2 separate regions of the Homo sapiens genome follow, and region 1 is linked to region 2. A link is a loop called in an ENCODE intact Hi-C map of the cell type or tissue named here. Cell type or tissue: endothelial cell of umbilical vein. All regions are shown on one strand. Links, peaks and the distances in the headings refer to the core of each region. The heading gives the core; the rest is flanking DNA.

The links. A loop is a pair of places that touch in the nucleus more often than their neighbours do. Peaks named below come from ENCODE experiments on the same cell type or tissue, not always from the same donor. Only the 100,000 strongest peaks of a DNase experiment are listed, where the experiment ranks them.
Region 1: it touches region 2 in a loop (5-fold over the local background); 7 of 110 quality-filtered maps call a loop at or near these places.

What each region holds. Positions count from the first base shown.
Region 1 is chr11:19,670,858-19,682,592 of GRCh38, forward strand. It overlaps a transcript of NAV2 not described here. Among named protein-coding and RNA genes, the nearest start is that of NAV2, 36 kb to the right of the region's middle. RefSeq lists an enhancer at 7,112-7,281. In endothelial cell of umbilical vein, for the core only: no CTCF peak of the experiment used is centred there; DNase peaks (open chromatin) are centred at 5,734 and 9,484; H3K27ac peaks cover 3,562 bases.
Region 2 is chr11:19,736,963-19,748,697 of GRCh38, forward strand. All of the region lies in intron 1 of NAV2 (neuron navigator 2), which reads left to right. Among named protein-coding and RNA genes, the nearest start is that of MIR4694, 17 kb to the right of the region's middle. RefSeq lists an enhancer at 10,455-10,956. In endothelial cell of umbilical vein, for the core only: CTCF peaks have their summits at 3,079 (motif pointing left) and 5,938 (motif pointing left); a DNase peak (open chromatin) is centred at 5,929; H3K27ac peaks cover 532 bases.

The DNA.
Region 1 (11,735 bases), core at 2,336-10,335, 66 kb before region 2:
GTGGCCTAGTCTAAGCACTCTGCAGCCACAATCTAGTTCATCCGGCCCCTTGGAATGCCAGCGCAGCTAAGGGAGGAGCTCCTTGGGTCCACCCAGCTCCCCAGCCCCTCTCCTCAAAGCCCCCGCTATGCCAAGAGTCTGGAGACTCCATCTAGTCTAAGGATGGCAAATGGTTACACCTCCGGGGTGCATGCTAAGTGCACAGAGCAGGCTGGAGCTTGGGCTGACAGGCATTTTGAAGCTACATCTGAGCCTATCATAAAAGAAGATGGTGATCAATTAGCACTGGTTGCCATGTATCTCTGATCTAGTTCTTGAGATTTCCCTAGTTTTGTACTGTTTGCTCTTGTTCTTGTCTCACCAACTACTGGTTTGTGCTTTAAAAAACTTATGACATTTAGCAATCCCAAGCACACAAGCACACAGTATCCCTCCATAATTTATGGCGTGATTTCTTAGGTTATCGGCTTCTTTACACAGAGCTTCTTATTTCATGTAGTTTTTATGTCCTGTCCTTCAGCTAGGAATATGTCTTGTTGATGGTGACTCTGAAAACCCTACTGGCCCTTTGATCTCAGCTTGCTCTGTGGAGTCTCTCTGAGTGCTCCCTGCTCCCACCACAGGTTGGCATGATGTGCTCCCTCCCCTGTTTCTCGTGGTTCCTGTCTTTCTCCTGCATCCAGCGAAGCTCCTTGTTGTCAGACTGAACCCCACTTGTCCCCTTAGCTCCTCTGCCCCACCTGTTTCCTGCACAAGACTGAGTTTCAACAGTTTAGAGCAGGGGTTGGCAAATTGTTTCCATAAAGGGCAAGATCATAAATGTTTCAGGCTTTGCACGGCCGTGTACTGTCTCTGTTGCATATTCTTGTTTTTGCTTTATTTGTTTGCAACCCTTTAAAAATGTAAAAACCATTCTTAGCTCAGGGGCCAGACGAAAACAGGCCAAGGGCCAGATCTGACCCATGGGCTGTAATTTGCCACCTCCTGGTTTAGGTAAACAAACCTTTAGGAGCTCCTCCTGCATGCTTAGCACTGGTCTACATGTGGGGAATTCAAAGATGTGTAAAGCTTGATTCATGTCCGCAGAAAATGCCCTGTCTAGAGGGAGAGACATTCACAGACAGGCCATTACAATAGTGATGGGTGCCACCAAGCGCTGTGGGAATGTAGACTTCTTGGGGAAGATTTCCGAGTTGAGTAAGAATGAGAAATGAGAAGGAAGAAAGGAGGAATGAGATTAGGCTGAGGGAACAGCAAGCCAGGGGATGGAGCAGGGACCAGCACTACATCTCCTGGGAACTCTGAGTGGAGTTGCCGAGCATGCTTCCAGGCACATAGCAAAGTGCAGTGCACAGTCTCACCAAGTCCCCAGCCCAACACCAGGTCCTGAGTCCATGCTCAAGAAATATTTGGGATTTGTGTGGTTGTTTAACTTTTCTCCATTTTTTTATTCTTATAAAGTTGCAGAGCCTGAATGTGCATTCAACCCTTAGCAGTGAGGGAGATCTACATGGGTATCGCTGCTGGTCAAAGTGGCATTGTGATTCATTTTTCCTCAGCTTGGGTTCTATTCCTGGCTCTGCCACCAACTGACCTTGGTTGAGTAAGTTATTCTATTTCTCCAAGTGTTAATTTTCCACCCATAAAGGGGGTATCATGATAGGATCTTCCTCTTGGGGGTATCCTCAGGAGCCAGTGAGCCCCTGTAAATGCTCTGCAAATGGTGGCCAATGGGACTTCTTTCTCATCTGCTTGACCCAAGGGATGGAGGGCAGGAGGGATATGCTGAGGGTAATTGACACAGAACCAGCAGCAGAGAGAGGACATGGGGAAGGAGCCTAAGAGATGACGCAAGCTGGCACCTCCCACACCAACCAGCTCAGGCTCAGGATAGGCCCATGGGCAGGTTGAGTGCCCTCTGTGTCAGAAACAGTGGGAATCAGGGGTCAGGGAACCATGCAGCTACTAGCTAGCAGCTTATGGTACCTTCTAAGCCAGAGGATTTAGGTCTTAAGGAGGCAGGCAGAGGAACAGGGAAGAGTTCCCATGGGGCAGAATATAGATTTGTAAGTGTTTGTGTGTTTGTTTGCTCCTGGCCTCTCTTCAAAAGGAATTTGAGACAGGTTGTAACAAGTTACATGGATACAACATGGTTGATATAATAGAAAGGAAAAGAAATAGCCATTGCCCAAGAGCTATATTAAACATTGAATTTGGCTCTGAACCTCTGAGCAGCCTAGGCAAGGGAGGGAAAGAAAAGAGAAAAAGACTAATACTTAGCATATGCTGAGGACCATTACCATGGAAGGAATTTCCACACGCAACCCTGTAATGATACTTATTACTATCTCCATTTATAGAACCAGGATGCTAGAGATGCTACATTGAGTTTTATGAATATATTCAGATATGTCTGTGTTTTTTGAGCATCTGCTATATGCCAGGCACTGTGCTGGGTGCCTTATGCACAGAATTTTAATTCTTCTACCAATCTTAAGAAATAAATCCTATTATTATCATCATTTGACAGATGAGGAAACAAATGAAGAACAGAAAGGTGAAGTTATTTTCTTAAGGTCAAACAGCCAGCTTGTGCCCAAGCCAAAATTCAAACCCAGAGAAGTTTGATTCCAAACCTCTCCTCTCACCACCCTGTGAGCACAGCTTCTCTGATAACAAGTTTCCTTGGCACTATACTCTACAATAATTTTCTCAAATTGAGGTGTTAATTGGGGAGGAACAGAAGACATTAAGTGGCACATTAGTCAGTTTTATAAGAATCCTGGCAATGATTTTAAATAGAGGGCTGAAATTTTGTGTGCCTTGTCTTCTGGTTTTGTTTAAACACCACAAGCACCAAAGCTTGCAACTTTCTGCTCTCGGGGCCTGTTCCCTCCCTTCCATGATGGGTTAAATCTAGGCACAGTAGTGAATGTGAGCAACCAGGGCTCAGGGGCAGGGTCCCAGGATCCTTTCAGGCCAGGGTGAGCAAGCCCTATTAGAAACAACAGACCCAAGATGACTTGAATTTCCCACCTGCCCTTCCTTTTCCTGCCCCTTCTCCATGCTGTGTTTTTATGACACTTCAGTGTGCTGCTTCTTGGGGCCAGGCGCCTCCTCCAAGCTGAGCCAGCCTTTTATGGCCATGGAGCTAATTAAGTAACAGCAACTCAGGGGCGCTTGGAAAGCAGCGTGGGCCGTCGTCAGTCCTGGGCTGTGCAGCCAAGTGCCTCTGGCCTGGGTTGTGGAAGGAGCTTTTGGCTAAGCATCAGGCTATTCCTCTGCGCTCTCTCCTGCTGGCCCCAACTCACCTTCTCTGTTACCTCTGCATCAGGAACTCTTGAAGCCGCCGTCTCCCTGAGCTGCCTGGAAACTTCCCGAGACTGGCCTGAGAATAACTGTGCCCCAATTATTATTTTATTTCCACTCCAGGGTACTTATTTACACAAGAGGGACGGGAGGGCGCGCTCTCAAAAGGAGAGCAAGTCCTTCTGGGTGCCAGCCTTTGGGCCAGAGGGCCACTCTTGACAGGCAGGAATGACTGCAGCTCCCAAGTAGCAATTTTTTTTCAATGGAAGGTTATAAGCAACGAGCCCCAAAGGTCAAATTCCCCAAGGGAAAAAAGGGTATATGCCTCTGCTTTCTTCTCCCAGTTTTGCAGTGAGCAGTTTGTTCTCAAGTGTTGTCACGGGCCAGGCTTACCTCCTTCAAACAAAAGGTGGGGGCAAACCCAGAAAGGAATCTCAATGGCTATGTGTTAACAGCTTCAAGTTTCTGTGAGTGAGATCACCTAGAGAGCAGGTTTTCCTGAGCCTCAGGCTTCCTGGGCACTTCTCTGCCTGGAACATAAGGTTTTCCACCTCAGCCTCCACCCACAAGATACTTCCCTCCTTCAGACTTCATAACTTCTTTCCTGGCCTCTTGTTTGACCTCTGAAATGTACTCCCTGTCCACAGTAAGAGGCAGTAGCTATTAGGAGGGCAAAGGGCCACCTCCCTGGGTTCAAATCTAACACAGAATTTAGCTAAGCCTTGGTTTCCTCCTCTGCAAAATGGGGAAATAGTTGCACCACTTTATGGAGTTTGGGTGAGAATCAAAGTAGGAAATCCATGCAAAGAGCTCAGTAAGGTGCCTAGCAGAGATCAAGAGCCTGAGTGCTTCTAATCCGTCCCCCTCAGGACCTCCAGAGACCTCATGGCCACATCCTTCATGCACACCGCAGCTTCCTCCTCTTGCCTCAGCAGAGAGAAACCTCCAGGATCCTTAGCATGGTAAAAAAGGCCCTGTTCAACTTGGTCCCAACCTTTATTTCCATTCCATCTCTCATTCAACTCACCTCTCTAGCTCTCCCTGACTCTACGCCATGGATGTACACTTAAACTTTAATCATATGTTTCAAAAATGCCCTGGAGTCTTTGTAGGTATTATTCCTTTTTCCCAGTCTGCCCTCCCTCACTTATTTGATAAACTCCCAGTTATTTTTTAAGGCTTAACTTAAGGGCTCCCTTCTCAGAGAAGCCTTTCCTGCCCACCAGGACACATACACGCATGCTCACACACGCATGCATACACTCCCTGTAAAGAGTAGACACCCACTGCCTGTGTCCAACTATATGAGGCATCAGTCTGTAGTTGCTTTTCTGTCTCCTTCACTGTCTGTGAGCTCCTGGAGAGCAGGGAGCATGTCATATGCCTCCTGGCACAGGACATAGCAAATAGGTGTTCAATAAATACCTGTGGAATGAATGCTTGCATCACTGACTGAGAAATGTGTGGTAGGAAGCTTCCTTCTATGCGCCAATAAATCAGGGCTGCTTTGTACAGTGTGTGAGCTGTGGAGTGTACCAACCTGCATGGCCAGTCCCGGGGCCCAAATGTGTTTTAGCTCTACTCCCTCAACTGAGTTAGCCTCAGAGTTGCTCAAGTCCCCTCGAAACTAATTGATATTTGTACAGCAATTGGTAATTCACGAGTTTTCACAACAGTATAATTAATAATAATATCAATCGCAAGAATGTTAACATTTTCTGAGTGCTTACTCTGTACCATGCATTTGATGTATATTATTTCAATTAATCCTTACAACAACCCTAAGGGCAGATATGATTGTTATACCCATTTTACAGATGTGGGAGGCTCTGGCTGGGAGTGAGGAAGGTGACCTTCACACTAAGGCCCTTTGGTGCCAAGTCCTGTGCCCCTTCTACCCACCCTGAGAGCCTTGTTCTGGCACATCAGAAGGCATCAGTCTTCATTCCTCAGCTGTTTGATTTCTCTCATTTAGCTTCTTCCCTGTCCCTTCCTCCTCGATCCCCCTCCCTGCTCCAGTCTGGCCTCATAATAAGAATATTTTAGGTTGCAAGATCTCTTGGCTCCCACCACATATATTTGAAAAGGAGCATGCACTGCAGTGTGGAGATCTTGGGTTCATAACTGGCTCTCCCACCTTCCAGCTGTGTGTCTGTGAGCAAGAGTCTTAGTTCCTCTGTGCTTCCATATTCTCATTTGCAAAATGAAGATAATACTACCAATCCTAGTGATTCACTTTGAGTATTTACAACCTAGCACAATGCTTGGTGCATGGTAAATATTGAAGTCAGTGTTTCCCTCCTTACCTCTCCCTGAAAAAAAAAAAATTTTTAGAAAGCAATTTCTGTGGCATTACGCTCAAGGAAACCATAGCAACCAGTTTCCTGTAGCTTGGTTTCCGGCCTTCCCTAGCTGTACAATAGTGCTGGGACACAGCCTTTGTTATTCCGATACCCCAGGGAAGATGTGGACGTCATGCACTCTATGGGGTGGAGGCATCTGCTGGGTAGAATTGCCCAGTGTGCTGGTGGTGTCATTGCTGTTGGCACTTTGGCTCTCAGAGAACCAGGCTGTCCCAGGCCTGGGTTAGGCCACGAGGATGCTGTGGTTTCCCACTGGCGACTCAATTCATCTTCTAAGGGTTGCCTTATTGTGGGTCAGGCCAGAGCAGCTGGCCCTCTCTTTTTACGGGGATAAAAGTAGCATTTGGTTGGGTCTGGAGAGCTTCCTGACTCTCCTTAGATCGTTAAGACATTTCCTAGGATGTGACAGTCACAAGAGTACCATGTGATTGTGTGTGCATGTGTGAGTTTGTGGGCGCCTGTTAACCACACCAAGAGTGAAGGCACGGCCTCTCAAGGAAAGAATCAAGACTGCCAGCCACAGAAAAAGGCTATCAACTTGGCCTTGTGAAGTGGAGAACTCCTTGTCCCTACAGGCCTCTGGGGCAAGCTGCAGTCGGGTCCAGACCATGGTGATACTAACCCCAGCCTGTACTGCCACTTGGCACCCTGCACAAAGAGTCTCCCCATATGCCTGGCGTAATCCAACCTGGATTGCTGCAGTCTGGCTGCAGAGTGATTTCCAGGCAAGCCATTTGGGCAAGAGCAACTTGACTGCATCACGAAGCATGACTGAATTTTGGCCGAGCCCAGGGTGACAGCTTGCAGAGGTCCCTGGCTGCGGGAAGAAAGGCAGTGAGGTGGGCAAAGGCAGCACCTGGCCATGGTCTGGGTGCCTCCCAAGCCCAGTGTGTCCTACTCGGCTTGTGATCAGGGCTTGATAATCAATGCATCCCCTCATTTTACAGAGGAGGAGACTGAGGCCCAGAGAGGGTCGGGCCTTGCCCAAAGTCACACAGCTTGTCAGTCATAGACTTATTGCATTTTCAAGACAGAATGACTCCTAAAAATTATCTGTCCCAAACTCCTCAATTGATAAATGACAAAAATTAGGTTCAGGGAAGGAAAGGAGCATTTTCAGGGTTACAGAGAAGCAGAGAAGACTCACAGCCCTGACTGAGTGATTTTGTGATTGATCTACAGAGGCCAGCAAACTATGGCCCCCAGGCCAAATCAGCTGGCCACGTTTTTGTAAATACGGTTTTATTGGAACACAGTCATGACCATTCGTTTCTGTATTGTCCATGACTGCCTTCATGCTACAAGGGCAAGATTGAGTGGTTGCAACAAAGACCATATGGCCTGCAAAGCCTAAAATATTTACTATCTGGCCTTTTATAGAAAAAGTTTGCCAACCCCTGGTCTAACCCACTGAGGTTTTTCCAAACGCCTGGAAACTGCTGGCCACAATCCCAGTATCCTTCTCCTTTGAGGAGAAGAGAATCCATCCCTATTGTCAGGTTGGGGACTGGCCAGAGACCCCTCTCCAGAGGGAGAGGCTGCGCCGCAGGAATAGGAGCGAGGGGATGCTGACCAAGAAGAAAGCCTCCTTCAGAGGGGAGTTGAGTCCCAACTTGCACTTGGAGAGCGCCCAAGATAATAAGGATGATAAGAAGAAAACCAATTGCTAACTTTTGTGATTGTGTGCCAGGTTCTGTTCTAAGCTCCTTTTTTGTAGGATTGAACCTTCACAACAGCCTAGCACAATGGGTACAATTAGTATTCTCGTTTTGTACATGAGAAATGAAACGTAGAAAGATTAAATAACTTGCCTAGCCTAGTCAGTGGTGGGACCAGAATAGGAGTCCAGGCATGCTTACTCCGGAGCCCATGCCTGTCATCTCGCTGCAGGATCTGGATGAAATGGGTGTCTCACCTGCACTGGGAGGGGTCAAGAGCTTAACCCTGTAACTTTCCTCCTTTCTCTTTTCATCAACTGTTTAGTGACTGCCTGTTGTGCGCAAGTCACAGTAGAGCTGTGCTAGGCTCTGTGATGGGAGAGCAAGAAACATCACATATAGAACCCGCGTCTGAGGAGCCCGCAGATGGGAAGGCAGCAGCTGTGTGATCAATTGCTATCTAGGGTAGAAATTGGCAGTGTCGAAAGAGAAGCATGGGGAAAATGCCAGGTGAATCAAGGGGCATCATCTTCCGAGATACCACATAGCCATTCAAATGTTGAGCATCAGGGGCTCAAAATGCTAATGCCCGGATTGGCCAGGCAGCTGATGTGAACAGAGAAGCAGATCTTATTTGTGTAAGACAGCGAGGAGAGGTGGGGCCTGTGGAGAATGGATGAGTACATTCCCCAGTGCTAGGTGTTCAAATTCAGAATTTCCCACCACCTCCACGAGCTAAACCGACCTCTCTCAGGCCAGATCAGCTGTGGCATCTGTTATGTTGACTAATATTTATCAACATAGAAAGATTTCCTATGTTGTTAAATGTGAAAAGCAAATTACAAAGCGGTCAGATTAACATGTTTTGGGTTTTTAAAAATGTATATGTCTCCACACATAGAGCTATATGGAGAAAAGGCTGAGAGGAATTAGTCCAAAATTTTAACAAGATTTTGAGGCTGGCTGGGTGCAGCGGCTCACGCCTGTAATCCAAACACTTTGGGAGGCTGAGGCGGGTGGATCACCTGACGTCAGGAGTTCGAGAGCAGCCTGGCCAATATGGTGAAACCCTATCTCTACTAAAAATACAAAATTTATCTGGACGTGGTGGCACATGCCTGTAGTCTCAGCTACTCTGGAGGCTGAGGCAGGAGAATCACTTGAACCTGGGAGACGGAGGTTGCAGTGAACCGAGATTGTGCCACTGCACTCCAGCCTGGGCAACAGAACGAGACTCTGTCTCAAAAAAACACAAAAAGATTTGGGGGCTATTATTTTGCCCCTCTGTTTTTTCTTCATTTCCTTCCCCTTTGGTACAATAAACTCACAGTACCTGCCTCAGCTTTTGTTTCTGTTTTTGTTTAGAAGAGAGAGATGATTCTATATCCTTCCCCTCTCTACCCCACCATCTCTTGACTCATTCCTACTCTTCAAGATTCATCTCAAACATCACGTCCTTTAGGGAACCCTGGTTCCTAGGGTGGTTTGGGACACCCCGGCTGTGTTCTGTGCTCCCCACATCACAGCCCTTCCTTTTTGGCGGTTCTTGTTGTGACCTGTGTACTCCTGTACCTGGTACTGAAACAAACACTAGGTATGAGCTTCCTGAGGGCAGGGACTGTGTCTAAGCTATCTTTGGATTTCCAGTATCTAACATAGAACTTAACACATAATGTGTGCTCCTTAAATACCTGAGGAATGAGGGGCTGAATTTAGTGCTGAAGGCAAGAGGAAGGGCCCCTGGAGGGGAGCCCTACCTATTGGGCACAAGAGAGGCCAGGAGGGTTGGGGGCCAAGGCACCTGGAGTGAGGGGCAAAGACAGGACATCCTGGGCACAGTGGGCCATCCCATTTGGCTGGAGGGTGGGGTTCTTGAATGAGAATAGAGAGAAATCAGATTGGAAAAGAGGAGGGCTCCAGAAAGGGGGCTGGAACATCAGGCTTGGGGGTTTGGATGTTATTCCAGCACCCAGGACAAGCCTGCCTCCTCACAAAAGATAGCTCTGGCCCCAGCACATCATTCTTTTCATCCCCCACCCCCCTCTTTAGAGCGTTTTCCTGCCTTTTTGGCACCGAATGCAGTGCTGGCTTCTGTCCTGAGCAGCGTGATCTGCTGCCCATGAGTCAGGGGCTCGGCCATTCCTAAGTGACTAAGGCTGTCGCCTCCCGCCAGTTTCCCGTAACCGCCTGAGTAAAGACTCAGTCTGAATCACTGTTTATTGTTTTTAAGGGTTTTTTTCCCCTCCTCTCCAGTTTTTAAATATCAACCACCCAGCCAGGCCAGTAGGGCTGAATGAGTGCTGGGGAACTGTAGGACACACCCCTCACCCGCACACACAGGAGGGATGCGGAACCCCATTCTGCTTAGGGAAGCAAGGAGGCTGTGGCTATGGAGCCAGACAGACCTGCATTTGAATCCTGCCTCTACCCCTACCTGCTGTGCCCCTTTGGGAAAATCACTTCACCTATCTGAACCTTAGTTTCCTTATCTGCAAAATGGGGATAATAATGCCTATATAAGAGGGTTCCTGTGAGAATGAGAGCTAAAATTTATAAAGGAACTGGCATATGGCAAGCATTCCAGAAGTGGTAATTATTATAAAACACGGCTCTTCTGCTCAGGAATGAGCTCACGTGAGAGAACGGTAGGGGTCTCATGCCTTCTTTGCACCTGTCATTTCAGTAAAGCCAAACAATCAAGGGCTTCCAAAGCCCATGCTTTAGGAATTTATTTCAGACTACTGATGAATCACTTAGTTCTATTATGAATAGCCAACATTTTTGCAGCACTTAGCGGGTGCCAGGCACTGTTCTAAGCATTTTACATTAAGTAATTAATTTAATCATCACAAACCCCTTTGGGGTAGGTATTATCATTATCCCCACTTACAGATAGAGACAGAAACTGAGGTGCAGAATTTAACTAACTTACTAATGAGAGACAGAGCCAGGGGTTGAACTGAAATGATCTAGCTTCTGGGGACAAGGTCATGCCTGGCAGTGAGATTCTCTCAGGGACGTCCCCTGACCTGGCAGTCCTTCTTCATATGTTTTGTCCTAACTGGATCATTATCAAATAATGACAATGTGCCAGGCATTGAAGTATCATCAATTTTCAATTTAATTTCACCGCAGTTATAAAAGATAGATTTGCTTGTCCTTATTTTATATATAGGGAAGTTGAAGTTTTGAATGGTGAGGAAACACCCAAAGTCAGTTAGTGATAGAGTTAGCGTTTGAACCCAGGTCTCTCTGCAATTTGGGGGTAATTGCACCACTCTGTGTGAAATGGCTAGCTGAGTTGAGATCAGGTTTATCTTCTAGAAGCCTATCGATTTAATTATTTGGCATTAATGGCCCACTGGTCTGCCTAAGTCCCTCTAAAGAGGTGACCAGTCTGATGGGATTTAGCAATAGGTTTGCCCCTTGGGATGAGCCCTTGGTCCTCCACACCAATAGCCTGCAGTTCTGGGAGGATCTGGCCAGCCTTTGGCAAGTCTGGGATTGGAGTACAGGAAATCTCTCTATACAGAACATGTATTCAGTGTCCAGAAACTCTCACCAATGCATAGTAAGCATGTCCTCCAGACCAGGTAGCTAGGAAGCCACTGTGGGAATCCACTGAGACCTGTGGACACATCTGAATGGAATTCCTGTGGGATGTACGTGTCAGGTGTCTGGCAGCCTCAGGAGGCTGCGTGGTGGTTTCATATAGAAATTAGGACACCTCCACCTGAGAAAATACATCTAGCAGGGAATAGATAGATGTCCACAATATCAAGATAGCTTGTGTTAGTCACATGATCTGATCAAGCAGCTGAGAGAGAGCAAGCCACAGAGTGGACTTCACTCTGCAGGGTTCCAGGGCTGCCCACTACCACCAGAGCATCAGGCACAGCACCTGGACTCACTCCCCTAGACAGCACCTTACCCACATACAACATACTCACCCCATGGTACACCCTACACATTGCTCTGTTGACTTATGTAGATTGAGGAGTGGGAATCTGGAGAGGGAGGAAAGAAAGAAAGAAAGAAGGGGCTGGTGATAATACCATGCTAATAATAATTGCTTCCACATGCTTGGTATGTGCTAAGAACTGTGCTAAACTTTTTACACACATGCCTTATCTCATAATCCAATTGTTATCCTACTTAACAGATGAGGACACTGAGCCTTAGAGAAGTTCGTAAACTGCCCAGAAAGGAAATGTGTACTGTGGAAATGAGCACTGCGGTCAATGTGCCAAGCACATTGTGAAGTGCTTTATATACATAGCCCCATTAACCTCTGCGAGGACCTGGGAGGCTGGTATTGTGTCAGTCCATTTGTGTCGCTATAAAGAAATACCTGAGGCTGGGTAATTCATAAAGAAAAGAGGTTTAATTGGCTCATGATTCTGAA
Region 2 (11,735 bases), core at 2,519-10,518:
TTTTGGCGGGCCGGTCTCACACAATCTCATGAAAGAACTGTAGTGCCAGCCAGGAGGGGCAGTCCTCTTGCTCTCCTAGAATTGGCTGCTAGCCGTAGAGCCCAAGGCAACACCACTGGGGTAATTCCTGAAGATCCTTGGGACATCTGGTTGACACCATAAGTGGACAGAAGTTTAGAGACTGCTCTGAAGGGACAGCTGAGGACAGGGACTCCTGTGGTTCTGGGTCAGAGCAAGGAACAGCCTGGTCAATCCCAGCCACTGGAAAGAGACTTAGAGAATTTCAAAGAGAGCATGGAAACCAGAAAATATGAGTGAAAGGGAAGGGAGTGAATCTACATATTATACACCGTCTATATACCAGTTACAGTGCTATGCATCGTGGGGAGTTACAGGGTGCACAAGAAGGACAGAACCCATACTTTCACGGATCTTACAGCCTGGTTGGGAGAATAGGCATTATAATTACATCATGGCAGGGAGAAGGGATGGGGAAGAGGAGATGGGGAAAGGGCCCAGCTGTCAAATAGATAATTCCAAGGCAGAGTAATATGGTAGAAGGTGGTATAACCTGGCAATTGCAATCACAGACTTGGGATCAAAGAGACTGGATCCAAGAACCATCCTTGCTCCTTTCCAGTTCCATGTCCCTATGCAAGGCATTTATTTATACTCTGAGCTCAGTTTCCTCATCTGAAAAATGGAGATAAGAGTTCTTACCCGACAGGGTGCTTGAGAGGGTTAAGTGAAATAGTGCATGGAAGGCACTTAGCAGGAGGTCTGACATGCATATCGTGCCCAGTGAATGGTGGCTATTACTAGTTATTATCTGATTTCTGAGACCTGAGCAGATCCAACGCAGCTGATCCGAGTAGGGGAGCTGAGATAAGTAGGTGCTCTGACAGCCCAAGCCATGGCTGATGGTGAAACCACTGACAATCTGACAGCAAAGGAAGAGGGGACCAAAAAATCTACTGTCTCAGCAGCTCTTAGAGCAATTAGTGGTGGTTATGATGTGAATTTCTGTTTGATGTCCTCGTCTTTTTGAGAAGATGTGAGTGTATAATGTACAACTTCATGAATGAAAAGGTAAAATAAAATTTTGAGTGCTTTGAACAGGAAGATTATCTGGAAAATTCACTGACTGGGGAGGCCTCCTTCCCTGACATGGCATGCAGAAAGAGCTGTCTTGGGCTTATGGAGAGGTTGACACCTCCAGAACCATCTGCTCTGCAGAGAGTTCCCTCAGGGGGCCAGTGACATGCCCCAGAGTCGGGTCCCTTTCCTCCCTCAGTGCCAGCTATGCTTTCCCTGCCACATGGCAACAGCCCAGGCAGGGCAGGGGCCTCTAGACACATGTCTGCTGAAGACCCAGCAGGAGCCTGTCAGCCTTGCCCAGGCCGGATTTCCAGTTCTGTAGATGTAGATCATAAATGTGGGTGACAGATGTGGGAGAGACACATCCAGGAGATGAAAAGATATCTCCATCTGCTTGGTTCTGGAGAAAATACGGAGACCATAAGTGGATGGTGGCTTTTCCTAATGGGGAACTGTGGCTGAGTTTTCCTGGGGCGAAGCAGTATTTACAACCAACCCAGACCCCGCCCCCAGTATCCTGACACCAGGTTTGGCTGATCAAGTTGGTAGAGGGGGCTTGTTTGCTAGGGGATACTGGGGAGAATGGTTCCTGGCCATTGTGAGGAGAGCTCAGTCTCTGTCCTGTAAAGGAAACCACACAGGTTTTAGTGTTTGGGCTTTGTGAAGGCTCTTTAAAGGTGTTTTAATGACAGCAGAGATGAAAGGTAAGGCTTCTGCTGCTCTGATGTGTGACTGTCTGTCCAAGCTGCCCACAGCAGTGCAGAGTTGTGTGCTGGAGCTCAGAACCTCCCTTGGAGCTCAGTAAATTAGCTTCTGTCCCCTGGTTCACGTATTGGTACCTGCTGGGAGAAGAGGCAGAAGCTGGAGAAAACACACAACTAATATTAGATGGAAAAATGGAATTAGAAACATATACAAATCACTAGCCTGGGCAACATGGTGAAACGCCATCACTACAAAAAATACAAAAATTAGCTGGGCATAGTGGCACACGCCTGTGGTCTCAGCTACTCAGCAGGCTAAGGTGGGAGGATCACTTGAGCCCAGGGAGTTTGAGGCTGCAGTGAACCACGATTGTGCCACTGGGCTTCAGTCTGGGTGACAGAGTGAGACCCTCTGTCAAAAAAAGAAAAGAAGATACATAGACAACTCTTACACACTTCCCTTGTAATCCTCCCAACTTGGTCAGTAAAATTTAAAATCATTTATTGAACATTCATATATACTAGATTCTGTGTTACTCTCTTCATATTCTCAGTTAATCATCGTAGCAACCTAGAGCATTCTCATTTTATTTGCATTTTAATGATGAGAAATGAGTAAAGAGAGGGCTAGATGCCCAAGGTCACACAGGAAATGACAGAGCAGAGATGTAAACTCAGGTCTGTCCCCCTTAATTGTTACTTCAGAGGTCACGCTGGGGACCCTGAATCCCCCTGTTTTCAGGGTCAGTAGCGAATTTTTAAGCTGAGGGGTGTAGCTGATGGCCCTCAGACTGAATCAGGTCTGTGGAGACATTTGCTTATCTGGCACATTGGTTTAGAAAATTTTTAAAAATGATTTTAGAGAGTGTTCTCTGTTAGCCACAGTATCCACCATGCTCATATGTCTTATACCTGGTCAGCTTCTTGGCCCCTATGGGAATTTGAGTTTATAATCCCTAGCTAAACCTCTCTTTTGCTGGAGTCAGTGATGGAAACAGAGGAGACTGGTAGTGTCCTAAGGAAAAAATGCTTTATTTTGCCCTCTGAAGAAGGAAGCAGCGGCTGGCAGCTCCAGACTTCGGCCAAGCTGGATGGAGGAACTTCTAAGAGGGCCCTGGTGTTTGCTTTTAGGCTCAGAACCCAGCTTTCATGAATTTAAATTTCACAGTAGATCTGAAGAGGACAGTGGAGGGGAAACTGTATTATCCTCTCCTTGGAGAGGGAAAGGAAGGTTCTCCCTGTTTATTCGTACTCCGAGCAGGCTCCCCCTGGAGGGCAGCCACTGGGAGCTTGATGGGGAATCCTTTGTACTGCGCACTTTGGAGGCATCTACTAGAAACAAAGTACCCTGTGACATGCTGGAAGGGATCTCCGGACAGTAAAACATACAAGGAACAGACCCAGGGCAAACTGTACTTATTCATGATGGGCCCTGAAGTGTGAAGGGGTTTATTCAAAAGAAGTAGGTAGGTGGCATTCCAGGTAAAGGGGACATTGTGGGCAAAGACATGGGGATGAAACGTGTGCTGTGTCAACTCAGGGTTAAATGGATTAAGGGCAGTGCAAGATGTGCTTTGTTAAACAGATGCTTGAAGGCAGCATGCTCCTTAAGAGTCATCACCACTCCCTAATCTCAAGTACCCAGGGACACAAACACTGCCGAAGGCCACAGGGACCTCTGCCTAGGAAAACAGAGACCTTTGTTCACGTGTTTATCTGCTGACCTTCTCTCCACTATTATCCTGTGACCCTGCCACATCCCCCTCTCTGAGAAACACCCAAGAATGATCAATAAATACTAAAAAAAAATAAAAATAAAAATAAAAAGAACACAGGAGACATATTCAGGCAAGGAGATTTACTGATATTTTGCAGAGGGGAAGAGTACAATGGGGGAATTGAACTAGAAACAATACTTCCTTTGGTAGCCCAGTCAGCAATAATAGCAAACATTTATTGAGTGCTTACTGTATCTCGGGCATGTTATCAGCATGTGACATATATTGTTTTCTCCAGTCCTCACAAAAAGCCTATAAGGTAGACACTATTACTATTGTTATCATCTACATTTGCAGATGAGGAAGCTGATGCAAAGAGCTCACAGCCACATTCCAGATCACCCAGCTAGTAACCCAGGTATTATGGTCTTAGAGCCCAAGAGCCCACACTCCTAACCTCTTCTTCCTGCTGCTTCCAATAGCAGCCAACAGTCTGGGTGACTTATCAGTAGAAGGGATGTGAGATTGTAGCAAGAGATCAAGTGAGAGGAGTTTAGATCCTGCAATGGCACCATTTTCAAAGATGGGAATGTAACCTTTTCTGACATCAAGGCTGTCTCCTAAATGGCCTTAGCCTCCCCCTTACAGATTTTATTTTTTAATTTTTAATTGTATAAATTTAAGATGTACAATCTGTTTTCATATACTTGTACATAGTGAAATGATTACTACAGGGAAGCAATTTCATATGTCCATCATCTCATATAAGTATCTTTATGTGTGTGGTAAGAGTACTTAAAACCTACTCTCTTAGAAAATTTTCAGCATACAATATAATATTAACTATAGTCCTCATGCTGCACTTTAGATCTCTAGATTTATTTATCCCACAGAACTTCAACTTTGTCCCCTTTGTTCTATATCTCCCCATTCTTTCCCCCACTTCCCTCCCCCACTTCAGGTAACAACTGTTCTACTCTCTGCTTCTATGAGCCTGGCTTTCTTTCTTTCTTTCTTTTTTTTTTTTTTTTAAAGATTCCACATATAAGAGAGATCATGCGGTATTTTTCTTTCTGTGTCTGGGCTTATTTCACTTAGCCTAATGTCCTGCAGTTTCATCCATGTTGATGCAAATGGCATGATTTCCTTCTTTGTAAAAGTTGAATAATATTTCATTGTGTATGTATGTATCATGTGTGTGTGTGTATATATATATATATATATATATATATATATATATATATATCACAATTTATTTATCCATTTATCCGTTGATAGACATTTATGTTGTTTCCATATCTTAGCAATTGCAAATAATGCTGCAACAAATAGGGGAGTGCAGATATGTCTATGAGGTGCTGACTTCATTCCCTTTGGGTATATACCCAGAAGGGGGATTGCTGGGTCATACGGCATTTCCACTTTTAATTTCTTGAGGAACCTCCATGCTATTTTTCATAATGCCTGCTTTCCCAAAAACAGTGTTCAGGGGTTACCTTTTCTCCACATCCTTGCCAACACTTGTTATCTTTTGACTTTTTTTGGATGATAGCCATCCTAACAGGTGTAAGGTAATATCTGCATCTCACTATAGTTTTCATTTGCCTTTTCCTGATGATTAGTGATGTTGAGCACCTTGTCATACACCTGTTCTCCCCTTCACCCCTCCTGAGCCCCTTATACTCCAGCCCAACCAAACATTTTTGGAAGACCATGGACTCAGCAGTCATCGGGACTTGGGGTCAAATACTGGCTCTACCACTTCCTACCTCCTGTAACTTTGGGCTAGTTACTTAACCTCTTTCAGTCTCAATTTCCTCATCTGTAAAACAAGGGTGATAAAAGTACTTGCCTCATACATTCTTTGTGAGAATTAAAGAAGACAAGTGCAAGGCACTTAACACAGAGTCTGGCACATAGTTAGTGCCCAATAAACAGCTACTTTAAGGCCAGAATAAATTTCACACATGGTCATCATCTAGCTCTGGGATTGGCAAGGGTGTGGGTGTGGTTTGCAAGGAAGACTCATGGACTGCCTGCTACCCACTACGTGAGGCGCTCCAGGTAAGAGCTGGTGGCTGGCAGTTCATGCCTCCTTGTTCTGCTTGGTGCCTATGTGGATGAGGCACTGGTTCCAGGGAGGTTACAGGGCTGGTTCCCCTGTACCAGGGCACAGCCTGGTATCAGCTCTGCCCATCTCTAGATAGTGGGAGCAGGAATCCTTCAGTCCTGATGCACAGATGGGCAGGAAATCTAAAAGCCACCTCTGCCCTTGTCCAAGCCAGTCCACATGTGGATTAGAAGCTGCAGCTCTGCACTGCTGTACCTGGAAGGCACAGACAGGCAGACAGGCCCATGTTCCTGTCCACTTTGGTGGCTGTCCTGGCAAGCTGTGGCTACTATTGCCACCTGGTGGCGTTTCACAGCAACACATGCATGGAGACTTCTGTAGTGTCTTATTAAAGATGTCAAAGTTTGTAGCATCCTGGGAATTGAAGGTCCACTTCTACCTGCTCACAGTGCGGAAGGCAAAACCAAGATTAGAGAAGGAAGAACAGTGGGGTTTAGGAGAAAGAGCACTGTGAGAGTTGTGTAGCCTTGGTTCAAATTCTACTCCCCCTATTTGGGATTTTGGACAAATGACAACCTATGTGAACTTGTTTCTTATCTAAAATGTGGTGGAGATCCTCAACATTTACTCATAAGGCCACTGTGAGGCTCCTATGAAGGGCTTTATAAACTGCAAAGGACCCTACAGGTGGAGAGGTGGTGGTTATAGCTGTTGCAGCTCCAAAGTGAGGCCAGTACTTCTGAACTTGGGAGTCAGGGGTCTGGCCTAGCATAACCAACCACTACCCAAGCCTAGCAACAAGACAGATGGCAGAAGGAATGGATATGAGCTACTCCCTCTTTGCTGGCCCAGGATATCTCCAGGGTGGGTGAAGCACTGGGGTCTTCCACCCGTGCTGTGAGTTCCTGGTGCTTTCTCCCTCCTGGGTCTTGCCTGCAGTCTGCTCACACAAGTGTAGCTTCAGGTGGGAATGCCTAGTGCCTGCAGTTGTCAGTTCTAGGCATGAGGAGCTTGTGTCTGGGTTTCCCCAAAGGACAACATTCTGGGTCTCAATGAAGGACAAGATGCAGAATTCCAAGGCGAGGCCACAAAAAAGTGCTGGGCTTAGCCTAGAGCTACCTCTCCAGCCCCAGGAATGTGACGGTATCTGGACCTGGACACAAAGCATTAGCTCATCCCTTCTGATGATAGACAAAGAGCCTAGTGCTCAGAGTTGGGCAGTCATCCCGGCAGCTTCTCACTGTCCTGCCCAGGCAGCTGTCTGGACTGGTCCAGCCCAAAGAGCCTGGAGTGTCTACTTACCCCACTGGCATGGAAGGTTTGGGTCAGGCCAGGGTCATCCCAATCCTCAGGCCCTAATGCTAAGCCCATCTCACAGGTACTCGGAGGAGGAGTCCTATTTGGGTTGTAGTATGCTTCCCCTCCACTGGCCTCAGATACAGTTGGTTTACTGAGCACCTAATATGTGTTAGATAAGGTACAAGATGTTTTCACAGAGATTATCTCATCTCTTCCTCAAAGAAGCCCTGGAAGTGTGGTGTGATTGTTCCCATATTACAGATGAAGAAACTGAGGCTTACAGAGGTTCAGTCACTTAGTGAAGTGGGAGCTTGGTTTTAAACCCATACTTCTGCCTCTAGGGCTTGCCTTTGTGTAGTTTAAGAGTGAAAGACTTTCCAGAAAGAGACCTGGAGTGAAGGCCTATCCTAGGGATGAGTTGCAGGCCTTCACTGTGCAGAGTAGAGGATGCCAATGGCACACTTTGCCAGAGACCCATTGAAACACTCCCCAGTGCCAGCTGTTGGCTGTCACTCCTTCCATCTCCCTGTCCTAAATACCTCCAGAAGGTTTAGTTCTGACACCACTCATGTGGGGCCCATTTAGAGAGACAGTGAGTTAGGGAACATGGCTGAGGATGGAGGAAGGAGCACCACTAATTGTGGTAAACCCATAATTAGTTCTCTGCTTATGGCTTCAATCAGTACTTTTAATTTAAAAGGTAATATCTGTGGATTTTTTTTTTAAAGATTTGTGACATGGGTATAAAAGGAATAGAAAACACTCATGTTTTCTCCAACCAACCTCACCCCACTGTCTCAGAAATCACCTCTATGAACAGTTTCTTGTGCATCATTCCAGAAAATTTGTACAAAAACAAGTATATTCAAATACATCTATCCTTTCTTTACTCCAGTTGGAATTTCACCATCCTCACCATCCTACAGAGGTCTTCTTTCATGCATCATCATCTCTTAGGCATCTCCTGACATAGATGTCAAATGCCTTCTCTTAACTCTGCACTGTAGACTATTATATGGCCATTGTCCTCCTGGTAGGCATTTTGGTTATCCTGATTTTTTGCCGTCATGAACAATGTGCTGATTACACCTCTATTTTTGCACAGTTTCCCATATAGGACTGTAAGATAGGTGGACTCCTGAAAGCATAATTATTGGATCAAAGTACATGCTTTTTAGATTTTACTAAATATTCCCTATCGCTCTCTAGCAGGGTTGTACTGTCACCAGCACTAGGAGTAGAAATGATCTCCACATGGAAGATGAGTCCAGTAGTCATGTGGGACAGTTGCTGAGAAGACATGATTTCAGAGGCACCCAGAAACTGCTCATGATCCTGTCCCCCTCAGGAATCTCCCCTTTCCGCCTGTCATGGTGTCTGGAATTCTCATTCATTCCTTGACCTGTGGCATTGTCTCCAGAAAGCTCAGGTGTTTATTTTATGACTGCATTTGCAAAAGACAAATATAATCCAGGCTAAATTGTATCCATTTCATCCTTCTGGTTTAAAAAACAAATTACAACATTTCCTTGGGCCCCTAAAACTATCTTGGCTCCTAAGCATTGTGCCTACTCTGCCTAATGGGTAAGTTGGCCCTCGATTTTGTCCCCAGAGTAGCCCTCCACACACCTGCTTCCCTACATGTTGTCACCATTCCTGCCCCTGGCTTTTGACACTGGAAAGGTGTAAAATACAATCTTTCTTGGGGGTAGCCGGCTATCACAGAAAGCGGTGGTCCCCAGCCTTTCTGGCACCAAAGACCCAGTTTTGTGGAAGACAATTTTTCCATGGACAGAGATGCAGGATATGGTTTCGGGATGAAACTTTTGCACCTCAGATCATCAGGCATTAGATTCTCATAAGGAGTGTGCAACCTAGATCCCTCGCATGTGCAGTTCACAATCGGGTTCACGCTCCTGTGAGAATCTAATGCCACCACTGATCTGACAGGCAGAGCTCAGGTGGTAATGCTCACTCGCCCACCACTCACCTCCTGCTGTGCAGCCCAGTTCCTAACAGGCCATACAATGGTACTTGTCCATGGTTCAAGGTCTGGGGACCCCTGACATAAAGCACTGGGCAACATTTGGATGGGATCAGGGCTGACCGTATTTACTAACAACTGCAGAATCCTGCAGTTTCCAAAGCATTTTTATCAACATGATTTTCTTAAAATATTATGCCCATTTTACAGATTAGGGAAATGAAGACACTAAAACAGAGAAGAGAAGTGATTTGTCCAAAACACAAAGCTAGTAAGAAATAGAATCATAGGGTCAGGTCAAATGCAGCCTCGGCCCACTTCACAGCTTCCAGCACAGTTAGGTTCTGCTGGATCTCATGATATATCTTTGTCCCTGAACATCTCATATGTGTGGCATTGCAGAAGACATGCTGACAGTGTCACATCCTGACAGGTGCACAAGTGGAGCTCAACATATTTGGGTGGCATATGGAAGCTAATTGCAGCCGTGGTTCCCAAATCTCTCCCCAAGTAACTGACTTCAGTATGCGTTTGTATGTTTTTTTTTAACTAGAGTAAATTTGATTGTCACACATGCCTCCAATCTTATTTTAATGTAAGTAGAGCATGATTGGAAATTCAGAATTAGACTGCCCAGCATTAATTACCTCTCAACTACACTTTTTATTTATGGAGCATGTTTACTGTCATTAATGAGGAGAACGCTAGAAGGGCATGGAAGGAGGATTGATCAAAAGAAGGTGGATTGAATAAGTAGTTATGGATAGGGCAATTTGAAATGGATTTATTCCTTTTTAATTTAAATTGTATCTGATTTCTGCATTCTGATTCTTCTAACCCCTTTGCCACATGCCCCCATGTTCTCTTTTTGAATCTTGCTCTCATTCACCTCGTATTGCCCCATCCACAGTGTTAATAAGATAATGTCCAGGATGCCCCCTAAAATTGGTACTCCTGATTGCAAGGGGCTGCAAGATTCTCTCATCATGTCTGTCCCGGCTTAAAAAAAAACATGAAGATTATCACTGTCTACCTTTTATTGAACACTCTTTTTTTAATTTTATTATTACTATACTTTAAATTTTAGGGTACATGTGCACAACGTGCAGGTTAGTTACATATGTATACATGTGCCATGTTGGTGTGCTGCACCCATTAACTCATCATTTAGCATTAGGTATATCTCCTAATATCTATCCCTCTCCCCTCCCCCCACCCCACAACAGTCCCCAGTGTGTGACATTCCCCTTCCTGTGTCCATGTGTTCTCATTGTTCAATTCCCACCTATGAGTGAGAACATGCGGTATTTGGTTTTTTGTCCTTGCGATAGTTTGCTGAGAATGATGGTTTCCAGTTTCATCCATGTCCCTATAAAGGACACGAACTCATCATTTTTTATGGCTGCATAGTATTCCATGGTGTATATGTGCCACATTTTCTTAATCCAGTCTATCATTGTTGGACATTTATGTTGTGAACACTCATTATGTCTCAAGTACTTTCTCACCACTCATTATTTTACCTCCTAATAACACTATTAGGAGGAGTAGGAATAATTATACCTAATATATAGCTGTGAAACCTGAGGCTTAGAGAGGTTGAATCAGTAGTTTGAAGTCACACAGCAGATATAGGAGTCAAATTCATTACACATTGTCAACACTGACTATGCCATTCTCACACAGGACAGTAGTCAGAAAGGGCTGAATGAAGCATATCGCCAAGCAACCAGGAGTGGAAGGGATCTAGGACTAGGGCTGAGTCTCAATGCTTGGACCACTCAGCATTCAATTTGCCCTTGCAGGGGAGGCAAATCTGCTTTTGTCCCATTCCTGGCGTCCTCTGCTCCCCCTGACTATCTTTAGGCAGTAGCATTGATCTGGTTTCAAGCTATTTTGGTTTTTCAAACTAAAAACTAAGCTGAGTTGGGCTACACTATTTACTTAATGCTTTCCCTTGGCAGTTATTTCCCTTCCAGGAAAGAGCTACTGTGTGTCATTTTCTCTCCTGACAGTGATCCCTTCTGGAAACCAGGAGCTTCCGGCCCAGGTAGAGACCTGGAAGACTTGGCCAGGCTGCTAGGCCTCTGTCTGCTGCCCCTGGGGAGCCTGCTAACCAAGTAGGGAGATGGTTTGCAGCCCAGGAAACCCTGAGCACATGGGCAGTTGAGCATGGCATTAGTGGGATATGCTGGGCATGTAGTGAGACCTTGTCCAGGCTTTGTGGGGAAGGCTCTGATGTCAAACGAGGCAGCTCTGAGGCTGTGGGCAGTGCTGACCAGTGGACTGGTGGAGGCAGAGAGATTGGATTTCCTTCAAAGCAAGTCACAGTCAATTCTCCCAGCTTGTTCAGAGGCCCTTATAGATGCCTGCATGTGCCCTGGGATTTTCACATCCCAGGAGACAGTGAGGCAGACCTGTTTACCCACATTTTACAAATTAGGTAACCAAGGATTGCAGAGTTCAATTAAGCCACTCTTATTTATCAAGCATCTTACTGTGATGTGAAGGCACAAGAGACCTGGACCCCACCTCCAAGGAGTATGAGAGAGGGAAAAAGAAATGTAGCCAGGCCACTGGAAGTGTCACAATCTAGGCTGGATTTGAATCCTCCCTCTGCTACTTCTCACTATTTAATCTTTTTTGAATCTCATTTTCCTTACCTGTAAACTAGTTATAATACATACACCACAAACTCCTCAGGGACAAGGGCCAGGCTTGTCTTGTTCTCCACCTAATCCCTGGCGCCTAGCATGGTGCCTGGCACAGAGTAAGGAATGCATATCTGTTAAATGAATGAGTAGACATTGTCATGAGTATTAAATGTAATGATGTGGGTAAAATGCTTACTTAAAGGTTCA